Regions from separate parts of the Mus musculus genome. Here region 1 is linked to region 2. The links are chromatin loops, found by intact Hi-C in ENCODE. Cell type or tissue: gastrocnemius. All regions are shown on one strand. Region 1 holds the start of Rps15a (ribosomal protein S15A). Region 2 overlaps Xylt1 (xylosyltransferase 1).

Region 1 (5,000 bases), 710 kb before region 2:
CTCAAAAGATCGTGTACTTAAGCTCCCAAAGCAGGTGGTTGATAATCATCAGTAGTTGATAATCATTTGTCTGCCTTTTAAAATTTGGGTGTCATAACTTGCGGTCTCATTGGGAACAGGCTCCATCCACCCTTAAGCATACTTCCCTTTCTGCAAGTTCAAGTAAAGTCACAAATCCTATGGCTTTGAAATTGCTGACTTGTAATCTCTTGCGGCCAGCCCTGACTTCATGGGAAGACTTCAAAAGTTTAAAATCACAAAAGAAAACTCTGTTCTCTCATTGTGGTAATTGCTCAGGTCAGCTGTGTCTGAGTGCCCTCCTGAGGTTCTCTCACATTCAGGCTCACATGGAGACAGACATTAGGATCTGTGCCCTGTAGGTCTGGGCCTTTGGTACTTCTAGACAGGCTCACAGAAAGCCTGGGTAGGCCTTGGACTCCTGGCCCTTCTGCCTTCACCTCAAACAGTCATGTGTCACTTCACCCAACCTAGTTTTTAAGTGTCTGTAAGGTGTAGTTAAATGCCAGCAGCTCATCTTTGATTAGTTCTAATTTGCCTCTAACAAATCACAAACGTGAGTCAGTTTTTACTGGGTTCTTTTTTTTCCACTTCCCTCCAGCCCAGCCACCCCAAATTTCCCAATTTCTATACAAGTGCACACACATACACACACCCCCTCTAGGAGCTCATCAGCCTGGGGCCATCTAGATTCTGTGGCACACCAAGGTCACAACACTGGGATCAGCTAGCCAAATCCCCACAGAACTAACTAGGATCTCAGATTCATTAACTACCACCCCTCCCCACTGCTGCTTTGATCTGAATTCCTGAAGTCATTCCTATTGGGTCCATGTTAAGGAAATTGGGAGACTGGATGTGAGTTTGAGGTCAGTCTGAAATAGACCTGTGCTCAAAATCCTTATAAACCTTGGGAAAGCCTGTGGTCCTTTTGTGGGGTGAATTATGACTGGGAATGAAGACTTCCCCTGTTGTGAGAGAAGATGAAGGGGACTCTGGCGGCCAGAGCATGACAAAGATGGTTCTGGCGGGCCTTTTTCTTCTCCCTTCCTCTTTTCTAAAAACTATTAGGTTACATTCCTAAAGCTCTCTTATTTGGTCACTTATTTGCTCACTTCCTTCTGAGGCTGACTACCAAGGTCCAGCTTTCAAAGGATGGAGGTCCAGCAACCAAAAGTCCCCTTGCAGCTACCCTAATTAACGTGTCTAACCAGAGTTAGACACTTCATCCTAACAAGAGGTTTTTTCCCCCTTTACCCTCATAAACTGTCGTTTGCTCAAGGGCCACACCTGTCTCCTCTCTATGCAGAGGCAGTTCTTTGTTCCCAGGACTTACATCCTTTCCCTCCCTCTCCCTTGTTCCCCTCTCCCTCACCTTCTATCTCCTGTCTTTGTCTCTCATTCCCTGTCCTTTGTTCCTCTGGGGGAAATAAATCTTGTGCCAAACACTGCTGAGCACTGCCACATTTGTGTGGTCTCTCAAAAGCTCCTCTGAGTGGTTCTATCATCCCTGTTTTAGAGATGGAGAAACTGATTTGTCCATTCAGTTTTTTCTTCAACTATATGTCGAGGACCTACTATGTGGCAGATGCTTCTCCAGACTTAGTGTGAACAGCAATGAACGAAGCTTCCCGAACCTCTGTAGGCTTGAAGCTTAATGGTCCAGGCTAGGAGTCAACAGATTCACTTGAGGTGTAACCCCAGTTACAGAAGTGAGGCAGACAGATCACAGGGCTGCATAATAGGAGGAGGAGGAGGAGGAGGAGGAGGAGGAGGAGGAGGAGGAGGAGGAGGAGGAGGAGGAGTGTAACCCCAGTTACAAAAGTGAAGCAGACAGATCACAGGGCTGCATAATAAGAGGAGGAGGAGGAAGAAAAGTGGACCTTAAGCCGGGCATGGTGGCACACGCCTTGAATCCCAGCACTCAGGAGGCAGAGGCAAGCGGATTTTTGAGTTCGAGGCCAGCCTGGTCTACAGTGAGTTCCAGGACAGCCAGGGCTATACAGAGAAACCCTGTCTCGAAAAACAAAAAAACAAACAAAAAAAAAAAAAAAAAAAAAAAAGAGAGAGAGAGCGAGAGAAGCGGACCATGGCAGTAATCCCTGTTACTAGTCAAGATTTTCATGACTCCGGGGACAGCATTGGGCCACTACTGGTCTCCAAAAGCCAAATTCAAGCCAAACCAACCAAAACAATAATAACAAAAGCCAAGTGCTGTGATGTTTAATCTCAGCACTGGGAGGCAGAGGCAGGTGGAGGCTAGAAGTCAGCTTGGTCTTCATAGTTCCAGCCCAGCCGAAGCTACCTAGTGAGTTTCATTGTGGCAAACAAAACTAAACGCAAGAACCCGCAGTGGCGTTAATGCCAAAACCCTAGAGGCTGAGGCAGGACTGCCGCGAGTTTCAGAGCGACTAGCAGCCCACCATTTCTAGTTTCATCTGCCCCTCCCAGAGGAGGCCCCGCCCTCGCATTGGTTGTCCTATAAGAAATCACAGGGTTTTGGGTTTTTTTTTTTTAAGTGTGTGACCATGAAGTCTCGCGATAGCGCTTCCGCTTCCCATAATTCCGTGCGTTTGCCCGGCCCACTCTCTTTCTGCCATCTTCCCTCGCCGGTGAGTGAGTGTTTGTGAAACTCCGTGTTCATCCGTGTGGTATCTGTGCCATCCCTTTACCCCGTGTTCGCTTTCGGAGTCCCGTGGGCCTATAGATCCCTGCAGGGGCCGTAGTCTCCGTCTGCCGGGGTCGGGGGCTATGGGTAGCCCTTTGCGGGAGCCGGCCCACTGCAACAGGCCGGGCTCGGCTCGGGCCGGCGGGGACGGTGGCCCGCGTGGGCCCTGCAGCCTCCGGTGTCTGCGGGAGCTCTGGAGTCCCGAGTGTCCCACGCGGCCGTGGCCAGGGTTGGCGCGGGGAGTTAGGCTCAGCCACTCACTGCCGAGTTAGGGAACCACGTCGTGGTTTACTCTTGGCGCGTAAAATACGCCTTGGCAGCGTCCTGAGGAGCCGTGGAGGTAGCCTATGGGTTGTGGCCGTTCAGTAGGCTGGCTGGGCTCCCTGTCACGTACTGCCTCTTCTCCCGAAAGGGGGTGTGTGTGTGTGTCTGTGTGTTAAATGGTTACCTGTAAATGAGTTAAGTCGCGTTAACCTCTTGACACACTGCTGGCTTTGAAAATCTTGGCAGACGGTGCCAGAACTTTTTCCTAATGACAGTTCCCGCACCCCCACTTTCAGTTTGGCTAGCTGGTCGGTCCCACCATTTCGAAGGCTATCTTCTGTGTGGTGAGGCTCGGCTTGTGTCATTCTCTCCCCAGCTATTTTGTGTGGTGGGTGGTATGAATAGGAGTGTCTTGGAGGGCTAGACTCTGAAGAACAGTGCTGAACAGTCGGGAAATTGTAGTGAATTTTTCCTGGTTCTTGGGAATGTTGCTTAGACCTAGGAAAAGCTAATGGGGGTAGGACAGCATGATTGGGTGTTGATGCAAACCCCGGCTTTTCTTTCCACAGCCACCATGGTGCGAATGAATGTTCTGGCGGATGCTCTCAAGAGCATCAACAACGCTGAGAAGAGAGGCAAACGCCAGGTCCTCATCAGGCCATGTTCTAAAGTCATCGTTCGGTTCTTAACCGTGATGATGAAGCACGGTGAGTATTGGTGTCTTGGGTTTTTGACAGTGCTGGATCTGGGAGGGAAAGACAGTAACCGTTCAAGAAAAGAATGGGTGTGTTGATGCTAACTCCCAAAAATTTTTATGTGATACGGAGCTTTCAGAATTCTGATGCAGAGACTCAGATGAGAGAAAAATCTAATAGGCAAAAAGTTAGTGTTGGCGTAAAGGTTTAGGTCTCAAATTGATGTCTGGTTTGACGCTGGTCACTTGTTTTATAGGATACATTGGTGAATTTGAGATCATTGATGATCACAGAGCTGGGAAGATTGTTGTGAACCTCACAGGAAGGTTGAACAAGGTAAGACATCTTGCTTCTCAAATTGCAGCTGTCTGCCACTTCACAGTGTTGTCATTCTTGCTCTACTTCCCTGATTTAAGGAATTGGCTAAGGCTATGCTTCTGTTTTAGTACCCACATTTCACTTGGTGTCTTTGGTTACTTGTTCAAATTATTGGTTAGTTTTGTGTGGGATAGAGCTAAACTCTGGTAACGCTGGAGTGGGAAACTGCTGATTTCAGTAGCTTAAACTATGGCTCAGTGTATGAATAACTCAGTCTTGTACTGGTGGTGTGTGTGGCCTGTTTATTTTCAAGATGGAAGTCTCAACACATAGAGAGGTTGATCTATACTCTGTCAAACTGCTGTATTAAAGTTACACGATGCACTTGTCCAGTGGTGTGCTGGCTTTTAATAAAATTGTTAATCTTGAGTAAGTGGCTAAGAGTTCATGGTCTGTTGGTGTAGGTTGTAGCTGTCTGAGTTCTAGGCTGCTCGTCAGTTTTAATTGTCATCAGCATAGCCAAATAGACTTTCTGACTCCATGGTTTAATAGCAGTTTGGGGCATTGTCAATAAGCTAGTGATAGTGCGGAAGAGCCTTCTGATCTGTAAGGAGTTTGAGGCCCTCTAGTCCTACTTGTGTGACCCTTTCAGAGAGGGGTCGTGGGCTAAGGCCATCAGAATCAGATACTTCCGTTACAGCAAAAGTACAGTTATGAAGTAGCAGTGAAGTAATTTTATTGTTGGGGCTACTACCAATTTTGTTAAAGGATTGCAGCATTAGGAAGTGTGAAAACTGCTCTAGTCATGTGGTGAACAGTTAAGTTGGTGAGGTCATTGCTGTTCTGACAATTTTTTCAAAAAGTTGTTCGCAATATCCAGAACTTGTTAAAATTTAAGTAACACCTACTGATTTAGAAGTTGGTACCAGAGACTGGGATATTACTGTGATTGGCCTGAACATGGTTTTGTTTGGAAAAAGGATTGTGGGACTTTGGATTTGGAAAGCAGTGAAATGCTGTAAGTGGGGCCTAATGAG
Region 2 (5,000 bases):
TGTCAGCATGTCCTGACTCCCTATGGGCATCATCTGCTGCAACAGTATCCTCTCAGGGCCTTTCTCTGTTTTCCTGGAGCACATACTACCTTCTAAAACCCTCACTCACATCAGGACATTCAATAAAGTTTTATTGAAACACAGCTATGCACAATGAGTCATGCACCACTAAGCCTACACACTGTAAAGGTGCAGTTGAGGGGTTGCTTTGGAGATCTTCTGGCTTGCTGAGCTGGAAACAATGTCTCTGTCCCTTCCCCCAACAGAGTGTCTACCTGCCCTACTGTAGAGCTTTTGTGGATCCAGTAAAATGTTTCTTGTCTATGATTTGTTCTCTCCCATCTACAAGGAAGAGACCTCTGGTTCACCAAAAGATTTCATACTGAGGCCAACAAGAGGGCTCAGTGGGTAAAGGTACTTGTTACTAAGAGAAATAACCCTAGTTCAGTCCCCAGGGCCTACATGATGGAAGGTGAAAACTGACTCCCAAAGTTGTCCTCTGACCTCCACACATGGGCTGTAAAATGCTTATACAAATGTGTGTCTACTTGCAAAGATATATATATATATATATATATATATATATATATATATATATATATATATATATATATTCATACTCCTCTTTGAGCAATGCCCCATAGGCACTATGTACTTGATAATCATTTTTTGAATAGAAGAATGAATGGCAATTGCCCAATGGGAGATGCAGCATTATCGACACCTCATTTGGCAGTAGGGCCACAAGGTCCCAATAATTCCAGCAGCATTAAGTACCGTTGTATGGAAAGACCCAGGTCTTTCTGTTACAGGGAGTGATTCTGTGTTTAGACAAGCAACTATGGCACCTCTGCTGTGTCTTGCCTACTCAGCCCATCTTCTTCATGGAGCTGTGACAAGAACTTCATGAGATACTGACACCAGCAGTATTCTAGATAAGAAAATATGTCTATGTTTGTACTTGGAAAAAAACATCACAGTTTGAGTCTACAACATCCGCATTGCCTGACTCACATTTTGACACTTGGTCCTCTACTGGTGCCACTATTTTGGATTATAAAGCCTTCAAGAGGTAGAGCCAACTGGAGGAAGTAGGTTCCTGGGCAGGCTCTGGGCATGGATACAGGCATATTATCCCTGGCTACTTCCTACCATTACCCCCAACCCCTGCATACTTGTCCTCCATGATGGGAACAGCCTTCATCACATGCTCCTGCCTCTCTGATCTGACCCACCCGCTGTAACTGACAGAGCCCTCTGGAACCAAGATACAAAATGAATCTCTCCTCCTTAGTTTGCTTGTCAGGGAGAGTCACAGGGACACAAAGGTGATTAAACAATAGCCACCTAGTTAAGCTTCATAACAATTTTTCCAAAGATGGGCCACTGAGATCCCATTACCCATGCTGAGCTCTGAGGCGGGAAGGGGGGCAGCGGCAAGAGATTGATCCAACCCACACAAGCACAAGGGGCTGGGCGTTGTACCATGGGTTCGACTGTGGCTCTTGATTCCTACGGAGCAGCAAGTATTGCCTGCTCAGACACAAAGGAGGCATAGGAAGCCCAGACGGACACATTCAGCAACCACAGTGAATCAGAAGGTCAGACCTGCTTCCAGAAACACCCACAACCCCTCCAGCTTCTACCACTGCTCAGGCAGAGAAACAGAAGGCCCAGAAGTCTCTTCAAGTCTCTCCTCTAAAGACTCAGGGTCCCTCAAAACTACACTATCTGAGACCCAAGATGGAGACTCACCAACCCTCTGTGGCAACAGCCCAACCCAGTCAGAGCCCAGCTGCCCACACTGTTCCCAGAGCTAAGTCACCCACACAGTTGTCAAGCTCAGGGGCCACAGCCTGGTTCCCCAGACCAGACATGAGAAGATTCCATATCCCTGGGCTGGAGAAGGCAGCCTCGTTCCTACCAACTCCTGTCTCCTTCCCCAGAGAATATGCAGATAGGACTCTCCAAAAATGCTTTTCACAACTCAGTTAGCAGGATCAATTAATTATTCACGGCCCTGCTTCTCTGCAAACTCATAGACTGTCACTGTCAGCAAGAGGGTTTCTGGACTCTGCCCAACAGCCCTGTTCAATCTGCCAGGAGGCCTAGTGTGGGTTCTGCCTTCTTTACAACTTCTGAAGCCCACCTCCCCCTGCCCAGCTCAACACAGGGTTCAGGGACAACTAAGAAGTCCTCAGGGAAGATGTCCTAGGCGTGGTCTGTCCTAGCCCGCTTGACTCACTCAGTTCTGGGGCAGAGTGTCTAACTCCATGAAACCCAAATGAGAAATAAGGCTCAGAACTCCCACCCTTATGCCAGGCTGGGGTTGGGTCCCTCAGTACAGAACCACACGGGCCATGAAAACACCAAGTTCAACAGAAGAGGTGGGTGTCGGGAGGGCTGCCCAGACTCACTGTCCGTCTGCTGAATTCGAAGTCGTTGATGCTTGAGACTTGGCAAAGACCATCAGTTTTTTTCTGTGGGAGAATGCAAGGCTGTCTTCAGAAACATTTCCTCATCCCAGGGAGAAAAAGGCTAGTCCTCAACCCTTGGAAAATAGGGACAGACTCTGACGTGAGACCGTTTGAAAGCACTTGGTGCCAGGGGCTGAGACAACGAATTAACATGACAGGTTTAAAACTTCTCAGCACAGTGCACAGCCTTGCAGAGACACTGAGGCCTCTCTCCTGAAGCCAGAGGCCCCGTCCCCAGTAAGATGAAACTTTGATTTAATACAGTTCTGGAGCAAAAGAAATGCCTGCCTCTCATAAAACTTATTCTAGAACTTAAAAAATCTATTCCCTAAATATGTTCTCCCCTCCCCACCCCCTTATCCCTGGACCATCACTACCTATAATAATAAGCACTTTATAATATGTGACACATGTCTGGGCACGTTGCTCAATAAAATACAACGTCCACTCACTCTGTCTCTCCACAGAACCCCCTGCAGTAGATAGGTCTCATGCACCCAGTTTCCGGATGAAGCAGCTGAGGTCCCGTGCATAACGTCTCTACAGTCACACAGGTGATAAGTGGCAGACCCAGGACTTGAACTTAGGCAGCCCAATTTCAAAGACCTTGTGTTTACCACTACCCACTCCATTGCACTGTGTGCTCCAACTGAGATGAACAGAGACATTGTGGCATGGTATAAAAATTACACGCATGCTTTTTTTTCACTACACACACACACACACACACACACACACACACAGAAGTTCTTCTGAACTCAGGCACAATTCGTCCTCCCCAGACTGAGTCCAGGCCTCTCTGACTTTCCATCCCACCACACAGGCTACTGGCATGCCCAGTGAAGTGTGGGTCTCAGATGGGGTGACAACTCTGACTACAGCCTCAGCCCCTCCCTTGTCCAGTTTTCAGAAACCCAGGGATTATTCTTTGATGGTGGAGACTAAGAAAACAATCTGCTGAGGAGGCTTATGCAGGTTAGATGCTCCATCACAGCCCGAAGGGCACAGGGAAGAATTCAGTCTCCGGGTTCCCTTATATCCAGCCAGTCCCAAAGCCCACGGAGAGAAGCCAGGATCCGTGATGAGCGTGTGAAGAACATGGGTCCCTGAACAGGCTGAGGGGTGATGCAGACCCTTTGCTAACCAGCTGTGTGACTCTGCTGGATTAGTTCCCCTCTCTGTGCATCACTTTCTGCATCTACACACTCACTGTACAACAGCTGTGACAAGACTCACATGACAGGATGTCAGACCATTAACATGGCTTGAGGCCAGCTTAACACTATCATCTCATCTTTCTCTCTCCCTGCATAGTTCTATCCATCTGTCTGTCTATGAAACATCTCATGTAGCCCAGGCGGGCCTCAAACTCACAATGTAGCCAAGAATGAGTTTGACCTTTTCATCCTCCTGCCGCCAGTCCAGATACTAGGATTCCAAGCATGTGCTGCCATGCCAGTGTATGCCTTTCCCAGAGCTCCATTCATGCTAGGCAAGCACTCTACCAACTGAGTCATATACATAGCTCATCGTTATCAGTATCACCTCCCAGCATCAATATCAATGTTCTACACACCAGGTTCTAAGAACTGGGTCTCAAAATGCAATCAGAATATTTAAGAAGCTGATAGGAGACCATGTAGCATGAGTTGACTCTAAAGGATATAAAGGATGTTGGATCTTAGACACACACACACACACACACACACTTTTGATGGCATTGGGGAGGGAACCCAAAGCATTACACATGCTGGGCAAGTAAGTGTTCCACCATGAAGCTACACCATGAGCCCCTAAAAGCAGGGCTGAATAGGTCTTGCCTCATTAAATCTTTGAAGGAAATAAAAGCATTTTTCTGAGCACTACATGTTACTATCGCAGCACTGGGATGCATTGATGGTGTTAAGAGGTCCAAGGCCAACTGTGATGGTCACAGGAACCTAATAAAAGGCTGGGGTCTCTGAGTTTATGCCCAGACAGATGGAGACCTGGAAAGGGAGTCCTTTTTCATACAAAGACCTTGGATCAACCACAACACATGGTGACATGAACCCTAGGAACACTCTCTGTTGGGTACAGGAAGACAGACATATGTGAAGAGGGCATAGCAAATCATGAGGGTCAAGACTGTTCAGAGCCCGAGAAACCAAGAGATCATCCATCTATTACAGGAACAAACAGGCAGCAACCAAACCCAGAGAAGCAGAACAAGGTTTAGCTCCAGAGATCCTGGCCTCTGTATATCCAGTTCACTTTGCCCTGCTCCATCATGGGAAGACAGGATATTGGCATAGCAAGCTCCCACTCATGCAAAAGTCAAACCCAAGATGATGGTACCAGGCTGGGGTGCGTAGAACACCACTATCAAATCTAAATACCCAGAAGAGTTAGGTCTGGTGGCACAGCTTACCATCCTAGCTACTCAGGAGCCTGTCAAGCTGGGATGTGAGCTGCTCCCATTGCCACCGCACGTCATCTGAAAGGAAGGTATACGAGATTTCTTCTTTGATATAGGAGTGATGT

Evidence for each region. Peaks named below come from ENCODE experiments on the same cell type or tissue, not always from the same donor. Only the 100,000 strongest peaks of a DNase experiment are listed, where the experiment ranks them.
Region 1: a loop joins it to region 2, with 3 times the contacts of the local background. A loop is called at or near these places in 3 of 42 quality-filtered maps.

What each region holds. Positions count from the first base shown.
Region 1 is chr7:118,113,766-118,118,765 of GRCm38, reverse strand. Rps15a (ribosomal protein S15A) reads left to right here and starts at 2,619. Exons shown (of 5, transcript NM_170669.2): 1 at 2,619-2,630; 2 at 3,520-3,657; 3 at 3,902-3,981. The coding sequence starts at 3,525. In gastrocnemius, no CTCF peak of the experiment used is centred here; DNase peaks (open chromatin) are centred at 1,987 and 2,554; H3K4me3 peaks cover 3,174 bases; H3K27ac peaks cover 2,445 bases.
Region 2 is chr7:117,398,889-117,403,888 of GRCm38, reverse strand. All of the region lies in intron 1 of Xylt1 (xylosyltransferase 1), which reads right to left. Among named protein-coding and RNA genes, the nearest start is that of Xylt1, 20 kb to the right of the region's middle. In gastrocnemius, no CTCF peak of the experiment used is centred here; DNase peaks (open chromatin) are centred at 1,842, 2,063 and 2,391; H3K27ac peaks cover 921 bases.